Regions from separate parts of the Homo sapiens genome. Here region 1 is linked to region 2. Evidence: chromatin loops called from intact Hi-C (ENCODE). Cell type or tissue: right lobe of liver. All regions are shown on one strand. Links, peaks and the distances in the headings refer to the core of each region. The heading gives the core; the rest is flanking DNA. Region 1 holds the start of SLC17A1 (solute carrier family 17 member 1). Region 2 has its middle 17 kb from the start of SLC17A3.

Region 1 (9,085 bases), core at 508-8,507, 60 kb after region 2:
CAAGAATGTTAGTCCAAACTACACCACTTTGTAAGCCTCCCCCACCGCCATTTCTCAGACCTTGGTCAAAGTGAAACATTCCATGGGGGTTTGGGCCATAAGAAACAGCCTGCCTCTTATCATATTCTGCTGGGAGAAAGTGTGAAAGTGCAAAGAACACCACATTCAGCCGGAAAAAGGGCTAGAACGGCCTCATCCTGGGAACACGTAATCAACATTTTCCCAGGCATTAGGCCGCGCCCCTGCCAGATCCCTCCTGCCCAGAGCTATAAATTGCCCCAGTCTTTAAGCAGCGGTGGGCCCTGACATTAAGCTGGTCTCCCACATCTGTAGGTCTAATGCTGGACATAAAGCCAGCATTTGCTGTTAAGCCAGTCTCTCTCTCTCTCTCTCTCTCTCTCTCTCTGTGTGTGTGTGTGTGTGTGTGTGTGTGTATGTCTTTCTTTAACCCATGCCTTCCCTTCAAAACCTGATACCCTGTAGCCAACCACTGATGGATACTGGCATATAAATACTCTAACTTCTGTACCTTTGGTTAGGATGAATCTGAGGTGCAGACTACACTGTTCCCACTGCTCTCTTGTAGCATTAGTCCAAAATTACCTTCCTCCAGACTTGGCTTGTTTTTGTACCCTTGTTTGGTCTCCTTTCTTTCCCTGCCCACTTCCCAACCTCCTTACTATTTTTGTTGTTGGTTTGTTTTCCCGAAAATACCATTACATCACTTTAACATTAATCTTCATCTCAGGATCTGTTTCTGGGGAAGGCAGCAGTTGATTTTGGCAATCCTATTAGTATTATTTTCATGTTAATACAGGCATGCTATAATAAAGCAAAAAAGTATATTCATTGGGAACAAAGATATTCAACAAAAGAGAAATATGTAAGACTATAAAATCAAAGGAATTTTGAGAATAGCCCTAATCCTAAATTTGAATTAGAAATACAAGGAAAAAATTATAATTTCTTTTCAAAAAAATACCCTTTTCAAGTTCTTCCACTGAAAACATCTAAAAGCAGTGAGAGCCAGGAACAATGAGCACTTAGTGTTCAGAGTGTGGTCTCTAAACATTATTTCCTGCTGAAAGGAGCCAGCACTTCCTAAGAAAGCCCAGATCTGATAATAGAAAAGAAAAAAAAGAAAATATATAAGAGGAAGCTGGAAAGTTTTTTGTGTGTTGGAAGACAAGAAAGCTATTCAAGACCACAAGAGTCATATCATAATGACATGGAAATCAGCTTGAAGGGACTCCCACTGACCAAAGAAGGAACAATTGGAGCATCGAAAAGGAATAAGAACTGCAATAGACTGTAAAACATCAAATAAAATCCATGAGGTCATAATAGTACTTGGTCATTTTTGCTAAGACACTAACTTATTTTAGAACTTTATCAAGTAACTATGGTAACTTTCCTATTAAATCTGTATTTCCAGCTTACCAAATGTTTGATAAAGTAAATTTCCTTTTTTATAAAAAAATTCTAGCTCATAAATGAAGGAGACATGATAGAATTAGAAAATCACTATTTTATAACTTCTTTTTTTTTTTTTTTTTCGAGACGGAGTCTCGCTCTGTCACCCAGGCTGGAGTGCAATGGCGCAATCTCTGCTCACTGCAAGCTCCGCTTCCCGGGTTCATGCCATTCTCCTGCCTCAGCCTCCCGAGTACCTGGGACTACAGGCGCCTGCCACCATGCCCGGCTAATTTTTTGTATTATTAGTAGAGACGGGGTTTCACCGTGTTAGCCAGGATGATCTCGATCTCCTGACCTTGTGATGCACCCGCCTCGGCCTCCCAAAGTGCTGGGATTACAGGCATGAGCCACCGCGCCCGGCCCATTTTATAACTTCTAATCAAATGATAGATCTAGGCAACATTTACTAACTGTAGCTAAAAGCCATAGGTGAAATGTTGGTGAAAACTTTATTAATAAGTCAGGCTAAGAATATCTGAAACTACTGATTAATCTTACTACCACTAAAAGTGAGACAACCTGCTATTATGTGCCTCCCAACACGGAGCGATAGTACCCTGTATCATCCCATATCCCTGTGAATTGTTTTTGTGCTGAATCTAACCAAGCCTCTATATAAACCTCACGGTTTGCAGGATGTAAGGAAATACAAAAATATATCAAATAATCCTAAAAGCGAGCTATTAGCCAAACCAATTAGGAGAGACACTCTGCAAGGGATCCTGTTTTATTGTTGTTGTTTTTAAGTAATGGCAAATGTAAACTGGGAGAGGGGATTATTATAAAATAAGAGACATGACAGCCGTAACAATTAAGCGCCATTATGTGGATCCTATTCAAATCCTCACTTAAATCAAGCAAATATAAAGGACACAATTTTGAAGCAATTGGGAAAATTGTCATAAAGGTTGGATATTAGGTGATGTTAAGGGATTATTGTTTATTTACTAGATGTGCTGATACCATGTTAGTTATATCTTTTAAGGTCCTAATGAATTAGATAGCCATGCTGAATGTTTTATAGAAGAAATGACATAATGTCTGAGATCTGCTTTAAAATGCTACAAAAAACAACCATTGAATGTTGTTGATAACATTCAAAAGGCCAAATGAAAACTCAAATGGCCAAATATTGATAATTATTGAAGTGGGTGAATATGTACACAGTTATCTTAAACTGATCTACTTTTTTGTATGCTTAAACATTTCCATAATAAAATGATAAATTTAAAAATTTAATACATAAAACACAGAATCCAAAAGAAACAATTTCAAAGAATCTCACAGAGCAGCAGAAAGCTTTGGGGCCAGCAAACAGAAAGATGGTTCTCCTTCAGGTAATCAGTATCCAGAACTGGGATACTGATGGCAGATGGGAGTGTTATTATTTAACACATGGACTTTGAACAACTGCTGACCTAGGGGTTTCAATCACTAAAAGGGCTCCTCTTTCAGAAAATGCCAGAAATTGCCCAGCATGAAACAGGACAGTACAAACATTCTGCAACACACAGAAGAGGACCAGCAGAATCTGGACTTTTGAAAAAGAAAAAATCTAACTGAATAACAACATCAAAGTCTCCTGGGCAAAGGGGTTAAAGATTTACAACATTTCTTTAGAGGAAAAAAATAACTGGTTGAATTTACAGAGCATCTGCTATGTGCCAAACATTTAATGAGCACTTTAAAAGCATGATAAAAATTAAAAAAAAACTTGTTAAGCATGAAATAAATTACCTATAATGCAAAATCACTGATTTTAGTGCTTGGATATTTTTAAGTAATTAGTAGATTACCTTCAAAGAGTTCTAAGTTAAAAGTATTAGGGGCCAGGCACGACGGCTCACGCCTGTCATTCCAACACTTGGGAGGCCAAGGCACAAGGATTGCTTGTGGCAGGAAGTTTGATATCAACCTGGGCAACACAGCAAGACCCTGTCTCTACCAATTAGCTGGGTACAGTGTTGCATACCTGTAATCCCAGCTACTTGGGGCTGAAGTGGAAGGATCCCTTGAGCTCAGGAGTTCAAGTCTGCACTGAGCTATAATTGCACCATAGCACTCCAGCCTGGGTGACAGTGTGAGATCCTGTCTCTCTATGTTTTTTTTTTAATGTTTCTGGATATTGCTATAACCAAGTGGATGAACCAGAACCTACAGTAATTGCAGGAAGAGCCATGAGAGAAGCCACACCTTCCAGAGGACATGCCTCAATAAAATGTACCTCTTTCTGAGTATGCTGAATGTCAAACAGATGTACTGTTTAGAGAGGAGTGTGGAGGAGACAGGGTGAGGGAAGGAGGGAAAGCAAGGAAGGAGGGAGAAGGAAGAAGGGAAAGAGAAGGAAGAAAGAAAGAAAAAAGGAAGAAAAGGAGGAAGAAAGGAAGGAAGGGAATTAAGAGTAAAAATTTAATATGGCATTTATGGGGCATTTAGAAAGCCACAACATTCCTGTGAGAACAGCATTGTATACTCAGAGCCATCCTTAATAGAGAAATCTTGAGAGCACTTATGGCAGGCAAGCTCTACCTCCTGGGCAGGGAGAGAGACTAAGGGTGTCTGCTTATTATGCCATGAAATTACTGGCAGATTCCCAGTTTCTGGTCCACTGGATGATTTTGACCCACACACCTTCCCTGAAGCTTTAAGGAAAAGGTAACAGTAAAGTTAAAAATTAAGCTTTTAACTTCGACACAGTGATGTCAAAAGATTTGGTGAATGATTTATGGGGCTAAACTTGGTAATCCTAGAAAGTCAATATTGTGTAAAGTTGAGAGAAAAGTCTTCACAGCGGAAGAAGAAATCACTTTTTTGTCCCGAATCAGGTTAGTCTACGGGGCTCATTAAATGAAATGAGCAATCAGTTGATTCCCCAGAGGGCCGTAAGGGGGCATTCCCTGGCAAAGATATTATTGAAAGTACTTAGCAATAGGGGAAAATGTGGGGAGGGGTGGAATATGCCCTATCTTCTGAGGCTTTTCACAAGAGAAAAAAGAACATATTTTTAGCAATCAGTGTGAGGTTCACAGGGACACAAGGAAAGAGAAGTATGTGTTGTACAGTGTGTGATGCTTGTATAGCTGTGGTGTGCTGTGTCTGTAATGTGTGTGGCACACTGTGTACGCCTGGTGCATCTGTGCCCATCATTTATGTGTGTGTGTGGTTATGTGTGTGGTGTTTGTAGTTTGTACTTCCGTTTTGAGGATGCAGTATTGTAACGTATTTATATGTTTGGTTTGCTATGTGTCTGGAGTGTATGTGTGGAGAACATAAGGGGAGTTTGTACCATGTGTTTATGTTGTATGTATGTATGTGGTGCATACGTATGGGTGGTTTGTGTGTGCATTTGGTGTGTATGTATATATGTATTGAAATAAACAGCAGCCCCAGAAGAGGTTCCAATGTGTGATAATGATGGTTGACAAATTGCTTATTCAAAAATATTTTGCAAATCCAATCTCAGGACTTTGGTATCTTTGGGGCACTAGGTATCATATAATCTGATATGGTAAAATCCTGAGGTCTAACCTGACCAGCACATATTGGTGCTGAATTCTGATGGTAAGGGGTTGCCTGATAGGAGACTGCTCCATTCTGATTCTCCACTGAGCTTCCTGCCATAAAGCTTTGCATCAGTGGCTGCTCTATCCACGGAAACTGAAGATACGGACAGGGGCATGTGGACGTGTAACGAATGATTAGCCTCTGCTTGAGTTGATCTTATCAATAAGCAGATAGTATCTTCCAGCTCTATTAAGATACAGGGGGAAAAAAGGAATTTGTTTTACCTTTGCTTACTCCTTTTCTGACATTCTTCCTTTCTTTTCATACTGCCGAGTTTCTGACCTATAGCAATCTCCTTCTGCCTGAAAGGCTTCTTTTAGTGTTCCTTACAGGGCAGGTCTACTGGCAATGAATTCTTTCCATTTCTCACTTTGGAGGAATATTATCACGGATTTAGAATTCTGGATTGGCAGGGTTATTTGTTTGTTCTCTGTAGTTTTCAGGTCTTCCATATATTTTTAATCAACCAAAACAATCACAAAAGTAAAATAAATATCAAGGGAAGCACATAATGGAGGTGAATGGGCACTGCTGTGATGGAGCAAGTTATCCTTGGAAGCGGTTTTAAATCAGAGAGGAGTACTGGGTAGTGTTTGGTCAGTTGCCTCTCTACATTATGCTGACATCAACGTGTTTTGCACTCACAGTGGGTGGAGGCAAAACCCTTCAGCAAGAAGAGAAGCAACTTCAGCCGTGTATGCAAATGGATAACCGGTTGCCTCCCAAAAAAGGTAGCACTTTATTCTGTTCCATTAAACAGGTGTTCTTTTTCTTAAATATTACATCACAGATTCCATGTGGAAGAATATTTTTGTGATATACATATGGGGTCTTAAAAATGTTCAGAAAAGAAGGTAGAAGAAACCAGTCCTACTATGGTTTTCCACCAGAAAAGCCCTAAATAAAAAGATTCTACATACTCTGGTGGCTTACACTTTATTTTCATTTTTGCGCACTTGTCAGTTTATCATTTAGTGGAAAATATCAGAAAAAACTGGGCTATTTTGGTTCCATCTCCAAGAGAAAGAGAGATAGATCTGTAAGTGGAAGTAAGGCAGGATGAATGTTCTTGAGTCCCTGCATTCTTGGACATCAACAGCTGAATGTGTACTGAATATTTTTTGAGAGAAGCTGTTTATTTTAGGCAGGGTAGTGTAATGACAATAAAGGATTACTGCTATTGGTTTAGCGTTGTGTCAATGTCATAGGGGACAAAATCCCAGAAAAGGAGATGAGCGATAGATTGTATACTTTTTCAACTTATGAAAAAGTTACTGTATATTAAATTATGTATTTCTTCTTGTATCAACTTTGATACTTAATTATTTTGATTGTTTAAGTTGTCCATTTAATCTGCATTCAAAGTTTATATATATATGTTTTTTTCTATATATTATTCATTTCTGCCCTTATGCATTTAATTCCTTTTAGACTTTTTGGGTTTGTTCCTTTGCTCAGTTTCCAAGTGTTTAAATTCTTTCTTTTTTGATAAATATATTTACAGATGCACATTTTACTCTGTCCATGAGTTTGATATGCGGTATTCTTATTACTCAATCCCAAACACTTTAGAATTCCCCCTGTGGTCTTCTTTTTAACTTAAAACTTGTTTAGACATAATTCATGGACTTCCTGGAGCAATGTGGAGGAGAGAAATGAGTAAAACTCAAAAGCATACCCCTAAATGACTAAGACAATGAGCCCTTCTCTGACATGGTGACAATGACTTCCCTTTTACCATGTAGAGACTCCTGCAGGTGTGTTTACAAAGTTTCTGATAGCTTTCTAGATCCATTCACTTCCCTATGATACTGAGTTTAGGCAGCAAATCAAAGGAAGGGCTGGCTGATGATTAAATTTCTCAGGGGTATTCTTTTACCCCCTTCTATTCAGCTCTTAAGTTCATATGGCACAAAATTTCTTGGCAGTCCACTGACAAGATAAGGGGGCAATGTGTTCATCCTCCATTGAACCATGTAAATCTTTGACATCCAAGCATTTTAGGAGAGGGTCTCCTACTATACACTATCGCATCGCTAGGACCTTGGTATTTGATTCCTGTTGTCCCCATATCATGGAAGGCCAAAAATCCCAAGATCAAAAGTCCACAGTGAAACATCTGACTTCAAGGCCCAACTTATGTTTTGAGGCCCCCATCTTCACTAAGCCCTTGGCCTGAATATTTCATCTTTCCTCTTAGATCACCCATGCTTTTAAAAAAATGGTTTATTTTAAGCATATTTTATCTAATATTCTTATCTTTTAACAACGGAAGCTCAGTTGGCCAGAAAACTAGCCAACTATTTGTTGGGTACTAATGCTTTTTTTCATTTAACAGTTTATCTAAAGAGTATTCCACAATTTTTGGCAGAGATTTTCCTTAGCATTTTTATAGCTGCAAATGACTTTGGTATGGATGGATATATTATAATTTATTTAAATGGTCACTGATTTATAAACATCTAATTTGTTTACAGTCTTTTGCTAGTTCAAACGATTCTATAAGAATGTTGCAAAATGATATAAAATTCAATTCGGTAAGATGATGTAAAATATTTATTATCTAATAAAATAGCTTCCAATATATAAAGCAAAATAGTCTTATGAAAATTATAAAGACACCAAATCCTAAATAAAATATTAACAGAACAAAACAAATCTAAGAATTTATAAAAACATTAAAAAAGCAACCACCAACACTAAGTCAGGTTTATTCTTAAAATAAAAGAGTAACTTAATGTTAGAAAATGTATACATGTCACTCCACACAAATTAATTGAAAGAGGAAAACAGTATGATTATCTCAATAGATATAAAAAATCTATTTATTTATGATATTAATATTTATTTGCAATAAAAAATTCTTAGTTAACTATGAATGTGCAGTAGACAGAATTCCAAGATGGCACCCAAGCTCCCTGGCCCCTGTTTTATTCTTGGGTGGAACAATGAGCACAGAGGATACAGCCCAAAGCCCAGAGGGTGGAGCCAAGAGCCACAAGAATTATCTCCAGACCTTATGAAAAATCCAACATTGGCCTGGCTGAACTTCAGAACCTTTATGGATCGATGACTCCTTTTCTCCTCTATTTTTCCCACCTTGGAACTGGAATGTCTATAGCTTTATCCTACACCTGTTCCACCATTACGTGGTAAAAGTGTTAGGGGCATATAACTTGTCTCTTTAGTTTCACAAGCCCACAGATAGAAATTGTGCCCTAGGAGGGATTAATCATAGGCCCCTCTTCCACACCTGATTTAGATGATGAGATTTTGGACTTTGTGCTATGAGATTTTGATGAGGTTTTGAACTTGAGCTGATAATGTAATAAGATGAAGAATTTGGGAAGCTTGAAATGGGTGAATATGTTTTGCACGTGAAATGAACATGAGTCTTTAAGGGCCAGATGGTGGACTGTAGTAGGCAGAATTCTAAGTTTTCTCTCAAGATTCCCAGCCCCTGGTGTATACACACTTTCTCCCAGTTATTTAAGCAAACATTAAGCTAGGTGCTGCTTCAAGGGGTTTTGCAGATGTATTATGGTCCCAAATCAGTTAATCTTAAATAGCGAAATTATGCAGTTAGGAGAGATCTAATCACATGAGCCCTTTAAATCTGGTTGTACAGGTCAGAGGCAGAGTAGCTAGATTCAAAGTGTGAGAGGGATTCAACATAAAGTAGGTTCCCATTGCTGATTTTGGAGATGGAGGGGGCCATATAGATTAACTTTGCCTGTTTTTGAACTTCATAAAACTAGATTCCTATAGTATATACTGTCTGGTATCTAGCTTCTTTAACTGAACATGTTTTTGTTGAAATTCATCCAGATTTATCCAAATTGTTGTGTATAAGTAGTTCTTTCCTTTTATTTCTGAGTAATATGCATTGTATTAACATACCATGATATGTCCATTCTTTCCAAACATTCTGCTATTTTGAATAAATCTACTATAAACATTTCTGTATGTGTTGTTTTGTAGACATATACCTGTATTTCTCTTGAAAAAAATGCCATTTGTTGAAAAACACTTTACTTTCCTCCAA
Region 2 (9,085 bases), core at 259-8,258:
TGAGCCTGGTGCTTTAGATTTTTTGTCAATAGATAGTGTGAATATATCAAGACTGCCACTAGACAAAGGAAGTTCTAAAATGCTATCAGTTTTGTCCATGGATTTCAACAATCCATGGGCAAAAATGTGATACAATACATGACTTAGAATCAATTAAATATTGGTATTTTAGGACATCCTCTTAAGTGCATGCCAGAATTTCACACAAATTGCACTACAGGGGAGAAACATGCCTGTTCATGGATATTTCAAAGAAACAAATAAAAAAAAAACCTTTGAGACATTTTTATGATTTAGACTGTGTATTATCTTTGCAGTCATATCAAACTAAAGTTCTTGAAGCTGAATTTCTCAGAGAACAGGTGGAAGTCATTGATGAGAAAAACATATTATTAATATTATTTCTCCATTCTTTGACCACAGAATAAGTTGAGGAAGATGATAGAATAAAGGAAGTAGAAGTGGGCCTATAGACAAGTCAGTTTTGTAAGAATAAAAGGAAAATAAGTTTCAAATCTAAAGAATCGATGGAGAAACTAGTATACATATTTATTAAATCAATGCATATAAGAGAAGCAAAGAGATTAAATGATTGAGCAATCATTTGATAATGTGAGCTTTTTAAAAGACTAAATGAAAGAAATACCACCTTTTTCTGTTGAGAATAAATCATAAGTGTGTTAAATGTGAGATTATTAACATAAATAAAATGTATAAAATAAGTGCAGCAGAGAAAGTTTTTAGAAACTTTTCTGACAATGTTACCCAATAAGAAATATAGTATTATCGTGCAACTCAGGACATACTCAGAAACACAAACACATATAAATAAAATAGAATACTTACAAAACAGTTACCTTTATTTCAGAGTGAAATACACTCTGAAATTTTTAATTTTATTGAATAAGGCCTTGATTTATCCTATTATATATCTCATTTAAAAAATATATTGTTCATATCAATTCAAATTGATTTCACTAGTGAGACATAATTAGTGCTTTGGAAAACTCTTGTTTTATGGTCTTAGAGCCCTCCAAGTTACCAAAGGTTCCTACAAGCTTGGCCAATGGGAGAACTCTACCTCCATCAGCTGGGATGATATGTTCAAGAATTAGGGAAGTGACCAGAGTTAAGCCAATAAAAGTCCTTCAGGAGATTCTCTGATCTGGAGGCTGAACCCAAATACCTCTTCTTCTCTTATAGTAAAGATATAAGGATGACACTCCAGACTGCCAGGCAAAGGGCTTTTCTCTCCTAGAAAAGACTAACTGAAGGAACGTGATGGGCAAGAAAACAGCAGAAATTAGAGCCGTTTGGGGTCATGAGTGAGGAAAGAGTAGAGAAAGAAAAAGGAAAGGAGAGAGAATGAGAGGGAGAAAAAGAAGGGGAAAAAAGAAGGGAGAGGAAGGAAAGGGGGAGGAAGAGAATGAGATTAAAATCTTGAATTCTAGACCATGAGATGTCTGGAGCTGTTCTTGCTACATCCATTGTTCTTTCTGTTTGGTGAGCTCCCTAACCCAGTTGCTTTCTTTCCTGAAGTTGGTTCAATGTGGCTTTCTGCCTGAGGCATCATATATGCCTGACATATGTAAGACACAACCTTTAACTTGATACAATGAAAACCCCAATCCCAGCATGATAGCCAATAAAATAAACTTGGCCCTTCGTGCTGACACATCATCACTCTTCACTTTATGAAGACGTGAACCTTGTTCTTAATCTTAGTTTGTCATCAGAAAACATACGAAGAATAAGGGCTAGGTAAAGAGGAAGCTTGAAATCCAGTAAAAGAATGGATTTTTGGCTAGGCGCAGTGGCTCATGCCTGTAATTCCAACACTTTGGGAGGCCGAGGCGGGCGGATCACCTGAGGTCAGGAGTTCGAGACCAGCCTGACCAACATGGAGAAACCCCGTCTCTACTAAAAACAGAAACTTAACCGGGTGTGGTGGCCCATGCCTGTAATCCCAGCTACTCGGGAGGCTGAGGCAGGAGAATCGCTTTAACCCGGGAGGCGGAGGTTGCGGTGAGCTGAGATCGGGCCATTGCACTCCAGCCTGGGCAAAAAGAGTGAAACTCCGTCTCAAAAAAAAAATAAAATAAAATTTAAAAAAAAGAATGGATTTTTGCTCTTTGTCCAAAAAACAAAAACAATTAAAAACAAGCTTATGGTTGCTTTAGTTTGAATGATGGTGTTCCCTTCAAAATTCACGTTAAACTTAATCCTTATGGTGGTGGTATTGAGAAGTGGGACCTTTTGGGAAATAATTAGGTAATGAGGGCTCCACCCACATAAATAGGATTAGGTGTCCTTACCAAAGGGTTTGAGGGAGTGAGTTTGGCCCTCTTGCCCTTCCACGTAAGGACAGTGTTTTTTCCCTTTGGAGAATGCAGCAACAAAGCACTATCTTGGAAGCAGAGACCTGGCCTTCACCAGACACCAATCCTGCCAGCACATTCATCTTGGACTTCCAGCCTCCAGAACTGTGATAAATAAATTTCTTTTATTCATAAATTATACAGTCTGTGATATTTTGTTATAGCAGCATGAAAGGGACTAAGACAATGGTTAAAGATAGGCATGGCTAGTCTTACTGAAGAGGAGATTGGAGGCACATCAAAGCATTCCTGACTTCATCTTCATTGGCCCACTTCTCCTATATTTGCCTTTGCTGCTATGAATCTATTTGAGGGCAGAAAGATGGCTTCTTTCCCTTCAAGTCTTTTTTATTATTATCTTATAATTTTTCTAAAATTGGTCATGACTGCTACTTCCAAGGTCATCCTACACAATAGAAATAGAGGTAACTGACTATTATATTTCCTATCCTGAATTACATTCAGCTACATTGTCAAGTCAAAACCAACTCTTATCACACAATGTCCATCATGTATCACCCTACTTTAAAAAACATCATGCCAACAACTCAAGAGAATAAAACATATTTTTTTCTAGTTACATGTACCAATCTAATGTCCTTCTTTATTTGACATTACAGTTAAAATTTCCTCAATGAGTCTCTTTTCCCCCTTGTCACTCTGCATAAAGCCAGGATGCACAAAAAGCCATAGCTGCAGTGGCAGGTAAACTAGAAAACATATGTTTATTGGGACTGGGAGACAAGATAGGTTTTCTCTGTTAGCCCATGTTGAGAGTGCATAAATACCAGTTTGTACTTGCTTTGTTTTAGGATTCAAATGTACAATATGTACATGACCTGGAAAGCCATGAAATGAACACAAAAATAGTTAGTTTGGTGATACTTAGCAGAAACAAACAGAAATCATCTCAAAAGTGTTAATCGCTAAATTCCTAGCCATTAGAGCACCCTCAAGTAAATTTCCATTTACTATGTTCTCACCATCAGAAATTATAAAGCAAATGTGGAAACAATCTACCATGAGTTAAGGAAATTCAAATAGCCATCCTCATATTTTCAGATAAGTGAACACAAGAAGAAATAATAGAAATGATGACTATAATAGCAAAAAGAGTGAATAGGAATAGACCAAACAGTTATGCATGAGATGTGTAAAGAAACCTGATAATTACTGTCACTGAAGAAAACCAAAACCTTAACATGTGAGTTAAGTAGTAAATTAGAATAGCTGAACTCATGAACTGGAAACACTGGTTTAGACAGCTCAAAAGTAAGGCAGTGATATAATGATGACAACAAGGATCGAAGCTCGCTCTACTTTTTGATCCACCAATGATTTGTACACAGATATTTTCTTCCCCTCTCTTGAGGAAGGATTATATTTCCCTTCTTCATTAATATCAAAATTGTTTATGTGGTTTAATTTGACTACTGTAATTTGAGCCAAAATGATGTGTCATTTCCAGTCAAAAACTTTTTCAATGCTCTCTCTTTTCTGTCATGAGACTTATTATGTTCTAGATGGAAGCTGTCCTATCAATCCAGTGCTATTGTGAAGATGATGTGGAACAGAGCAACAGCTGTCCATTGCATATGTAGAATGAAGGAGGTTCTTGTAAACTATTGAGATTTGGGGGATTATTTGCTACTGCAGCATAACCTACCCTGTTCTGACTGGTTTAAAAAAAATTAGTACTGGAAGTCAAATGCTACCACAAGAGAAACAAACGAACAAACAAAAGTCCAAAATGCGTGTAGTGTTGGTTTCAGGACTTATCAGGAGGCAAAGGAAAAAAAATTTTGGAGGCTAGAAGCATAACCTTTGAAATACATTAAACTTTTGCCCAAAGCAACTTGGAAAGCTGATAATATATCTAATGAGCTTCTTGCTTTGGGTGAAGTGGTTGAGATATTGGCTGTTAGTAGTGTGCCTTTGTTACTATTGGTTGCATTTGACAAAGTTCTCCAAAAATATAGGAGGCCCAAAAATAATTGGCCAGTTTCAGAATATCTAGACTTTTAGGTTTGGAAGAAAAAAACTTCATCTCAATTGAGAAATGACTTAAGAAACAAAAAACTTGTTAAAAGTCATTCTCATGACAAGAACTAAAGTCAAAACAATGAGGTTGTTCATGTTTGTTGTTCAAACCTCTGAATTAAGATAGTATCTAGTAAATACTTTTGATTCAATAAAATGGCTCAGAAAAATGAGACAAAGAACATGGCTTTCCCATGGGAATCTGATAGGCTTGAAGTGCCCAAAATTAAGTCGAGAGAAAGATTTGAAGAGAGAAGAGCACATCTTCAAATTAATTGGGAAGGGAGGGGTGGCAAGTAAAGTTAGCATGCAAAGTTGGTTGTAAGCAAGGCAATGTAAAGGGCCTTGAGAGTTGTACAAATCAGTCTGGACTAAAGGAGACCATAACTTCAGGACTCAAAAAATATATTGGTTTACCCTGGTATACCAATTTTTAAATTTTATTTATTTTCAATTTTTTTGGCAGAAGATGGACAGTGAAAGATGCTCAGTTCCTAAGGAGGGGCATATCCAATGTCCTCTTCAAATGTGGCCAAAAGGAATAATGGAAAAGAAAAGATTCCCCAGAAGGTGGAGCCAAAGGCCATGGAAAACAACGAGCTGTTCTGAGGGTGAAGAACTATGGACTAAGCAAGGAATCAGTCAGTACACATCCAGTGTAGAAAAACTTTACAATATCTGCCCTGGATGATTTCATAATTTCCTCCAACAAGTGAGTATTTTCTGTTTCCTATTTTTGTAGCTATCCTATTCCTGTTCCACTGTTGTACATGCGGTTGTGCGGTAGAGTAGAGGTGGGGCAGACGTCATTTTATTGGTTTCAGAACAAAAGGACCCAAATCCAGACTTACGCAGAGATTGTCATGAGATCCTGCACTTCAGTGCTGATGCTGTGACTGGATAGGACTTTTGGGTTTTCTTTCTTGGAGTGGGAGAGGGGCACCCATTGAATATATTTTGTGTGTGGAAAGGAGCATGAACTGAATATTTGTGATCAGAAGTTTGGATTGTGATGAATTGTATTTTTAATTACAAATATCTCTGCCCTTCCTTCTGGGATGGTGATACTTTCCTAGGCAATTGGCATCAGGCATATCTATATGACTTACTTTGGTCAATAAAATGTGAATAGAAGTCACATGAGTCACATCCACAATAAACTTTTACCATCAGTTCATGGCTCACCAAATTATTTATTTTCTCTCCATAATGCAACCACCCATCTTCCACATAGAATCCACCTTACTGACCTAGATCTTGACAGGAAGATGACATGGAGAAGGGCTACAGCCAATCTCAATGAATGTAGTGTGAACAAGATATACATCTTTATTTTTGTAAGCCACTGAGATTTTCAGTTTATCTGTCACCTCTAGGCTAATACACCTATGCCAAGTCTTTTGACTTCCCTCCTCATTTTTTTGTTTCATAATCATTGGGTGCATATCCAGAGTTCACATCAACTCTCAAATCAGAAAATCCTTATGTGTTCCTGGCCAGAAATGTGCATCAAGACCACATTAGTTGCAAGGAGGCTTGAAAACTGAGTTTTTTGCTTTTAGAGCTCTTTTTAAAGTACATACAGGTGAATAAAGAAGTAGGGATCTTAAAATGGAGTTTGGCCCAGACAACAAAGAAGTGAAACATGCCACATTACCCTTGAAAACTAATTGGCTGTTACTTGTCTGCATCCAGTTTGTGCCCCATCCTCACTGAAATACAGTTCATACTGCATTATCTTCACTGCCCCCATGATTTTTTCATGGAGCAATGACAGGAGAATTATTTTAGTTTTTTGTTAAGGTAGTACTCCACCTCTGGTACCAATTTCTGAATGAGTCAGAGTAAGCTAGACTTTACAGTGTTAACAAGTAAACTGTACAAAATCTCAGAGGTTTAAGAAAGCAAATGTTTATTTCCTACTGGCATCACCATCTAATGCAGGCTGTTCAGTGGAGGCATAGAAGGTGACTTCAAAGGATGATGGGAATGAGCAGTCCAGTAGCTCAGGAAAAGAAAAATGGGTTTGTCAACATATAAGACTGTCTTTTCCACAAGAGGTAAAAGACACATAACAGTGCCTGCCACATTATTTAACAGCTTTGCTCCTCAGTTTCCTCATCTGTCATGTGGGATGATAATTGTTCTGGCCTCAGAGGATTGTTGGGAGAGTTAATAAATGAGTTAACATATGTAAAGCACTCTTAACAGGGTGTTCACCATATTAAATGCTATATGTTTTATATTATTGATTTCTTTCTTTGCTATTAACAATGTAGCAATGAATATTCTTGCATATACTTCAGCCCACACCAGTGCAAGTGTAACTACAGGTGAAAATCTCTTGGTTGAATTTGCGGGTCAAAAGTATCTGTGTTTAAATATTAATGGACACTTCTAAATTGCTCTTCACAGACGGCTGCAACAAATTACACATCTATCAATAATTTATTTCATTGCTCATTTCCTTATGTTCTAACAGTGTGTTATAAAACTTTTAGATTTCTGAAATCCAAATGGTGAAAATATTTTCTTTTACTATACATTAACTTAAGTGTCTTTCTGTGAGTTGTAAAATTTTTCAGTCTTTGTCTATATGTCTTTATTTTACTCCATCCTATAGTTGTAGTTTAGCAGTGCATAGAATTCTAGATTGAAAAATGTTTTGCCACAGCATTTTCAGGATATTTTTCCATTATTATGGCTTCTATTGTTGCTAATGATAAAAACTATAAATGGAATTCATGACACAAATTAAAGGAGAAAAGAACCATATGCATCTACTAGTTGCTAAATGGGTAGGTAGATGCTAATATTTTATACTTATTTTTAATTAAAGCCTGTTAGTAACATGGCAGAAATATATATCAAAGAAAAATGTGTATTATATCTGAGAAATTCAAGTCTACTATTATCACTATTTTAAATCATCACTTCAGACTATTATATAATGTATTTAGAGAAGAGGTTTAATTACTGAAACAAACAGAGTAAAATAATCATATGATTTGTGGAGGACAGTGGCTCTTCTATGGCACCCTGGCAACTTTGCAGATCTGCACATAGGCCACACAGGCAAGACTCAGTTGCACTCTGATCCATTATGGTAGAATGCCCTGTGATCCTCCCAGAATCCCCTGTATGGCAGAATTCCCTGTAATATATCATATTATAATTATAATTATATTATATTTATATGTGAAGAGGCAGTTTTGTGAGGAATTGTCACAAGGCCACTTATCATCAGCCTCCCCAACTAGATGGAAGTTACTTCTATTGTGGGAAGCTGCTGTGAGGTAGTTTCTCATCTATCACTTCTCTGGTTCCAGTGAGGCATAGGACTTTCTACATGTGCCCTTTGGGTAGACGCAGGCTATAAAATTGCATGGCTGTAGTGTGGAGTTGGCTCCTCAATGACAGAACAGCCCACCTCTTGTGTCATTTGTCATTTGGCCCTTCCAGTTTCATGTCTTCTTTTGGAACTAGTCAAACAGGGATGTAACATCATGTTGATTTTGTTTTTGCTATTTGCAAAAAAACTGTTTTTGCTATTATGCAAAACAGTTTTGCATAAACTGTGCTATGGACTGAATGTTTGTTCTCTCCTAATTCAGATATTGAAACCTCAACCTCAATTGTGATAGAATTAGGAGGTGAGGCTTTTGGGAGGTAAATAGGCCATGATAATGGAGAGCTCATGAATGGGATTAGCATCCTTATAAAACAAGAGAGAGCTTGCTTTCTCTCTCTTTTTCTGCTCTCTGCCATGTGGGGATACAGGGAGAAGACGGCCATTTGCAAGTCAGGAGGTGGGTCCTCAGCAGACAGTGGATCTCCTGGTGCCTTGATCTTGGATTTCTCAGCCTCTGGAACTGTGAGAAATACATTTCTATTTTTTAAGCCTATAGTAATTTTTCATGGCAGCCCAAACTGATTAAGACAAACTGTCTAACATTTGGATTCATTGTCTCCTTCCTGGCTAAATATGTAAAAATGTGGCAAGCTAGCCTAGCAGCTGCCCCTGTGCTGCTGCTTAGAAACTACTTACCTGCTTGACAGATTACTGTCTACCTGGAAAATCCTAGAGGAAAACCTGGAAAACTGAAATGATAAAATTTAGCAAAGCAGCCAAATACAGTATTATAACACAAATATCAATAGCATTCATTCATAGAAAAGCAGTTAAAAATATAATGTAACAGTCTTGCATTATATTTATACACAGATATGTTAATAAGCAAGAAAAATAACTTAAAATAAGCTCCATGAAATGTGTAAAGCCCCATGAAGAACACCATAAAGCTTTAAAGAAGTACAAAAAGAGTTTTCATACCTCAAAGCATCTAGCTTCTTAAATGGCAAATCACAAGTCTATACAAATGTCTGTCATCTATATTAATCTAAAAATTCAATGCAATTCTGATAGAACTGTCTTCAGAAGTTGAAAAACAAAACATTTGTACAGTTCAATTGGAATCAAAGATGATTCCAATACTTTCAAAGGGCAGTTCCCCTACTGTGGCCGAAAATATGTTAAAACGAAGACACAAGATGATGGCAATTGAAACCAGAAAAAAAAATAAATGCAACAATTATACAACATGTGTCTAACCTCAATAATTAGATAAATTAATTCAGGCTATTCACATTAAAAGCAATGGGGCTGA

What was found. Hi-C counts contacts between places; a loop is a spot of excess contacts. Peaks named below come from ENCODE experiments on the same cell type or tissue, not always from the same donor. Only the 100,000 strongest peaks of a DNase experiment are listed, where the experiment ranks them.
Region 1: it touches region 2 in a loop (2.6-fold over the local background); 3 of 110 quality-filtered maps call a loop at or near these places.

What each region holds. Positions count from the first base shown.
Region 1 is chr6:25,827,210-25,836,294 of GRCh38, reverse strand. SLC17A1 (solute carrier family 17 member 1) reads left to right here and starts at 4,243. Exons shown (of 13, transcript NM_005074.5): 1 at 4,243-4,301; 2 at 5,688-5,771. The coding sequence starts at 5,738. LOC124901285 (a long non-coding RNA gene) reads right to left here and starts at 141. Exons shown (of 2, transcript XR_007059518.1): 1 at 1-141. In right lobe of liver, for the core only: a CTCF peak has its summit at 4,354; a DNase peak (open chromatin) is centred at 4,054; H3K4me3 peaks cover 1,938 bases; H3K27ac peaks cover 2,649 bases.
Region 2 is chr6:25,886,551-25,895,635 of GRCh38, reverse strand. No RefSeq gene overlaps it. Among named protein-coding and RNA genes, the nearest start is that of SLC17A3, 17 kb to the right of the region's middle. In right lobe of liver, for the core only: a CTCF peak has its summit at 4,979 (motif pointing right); no DNase peak of the experiment used is centred there.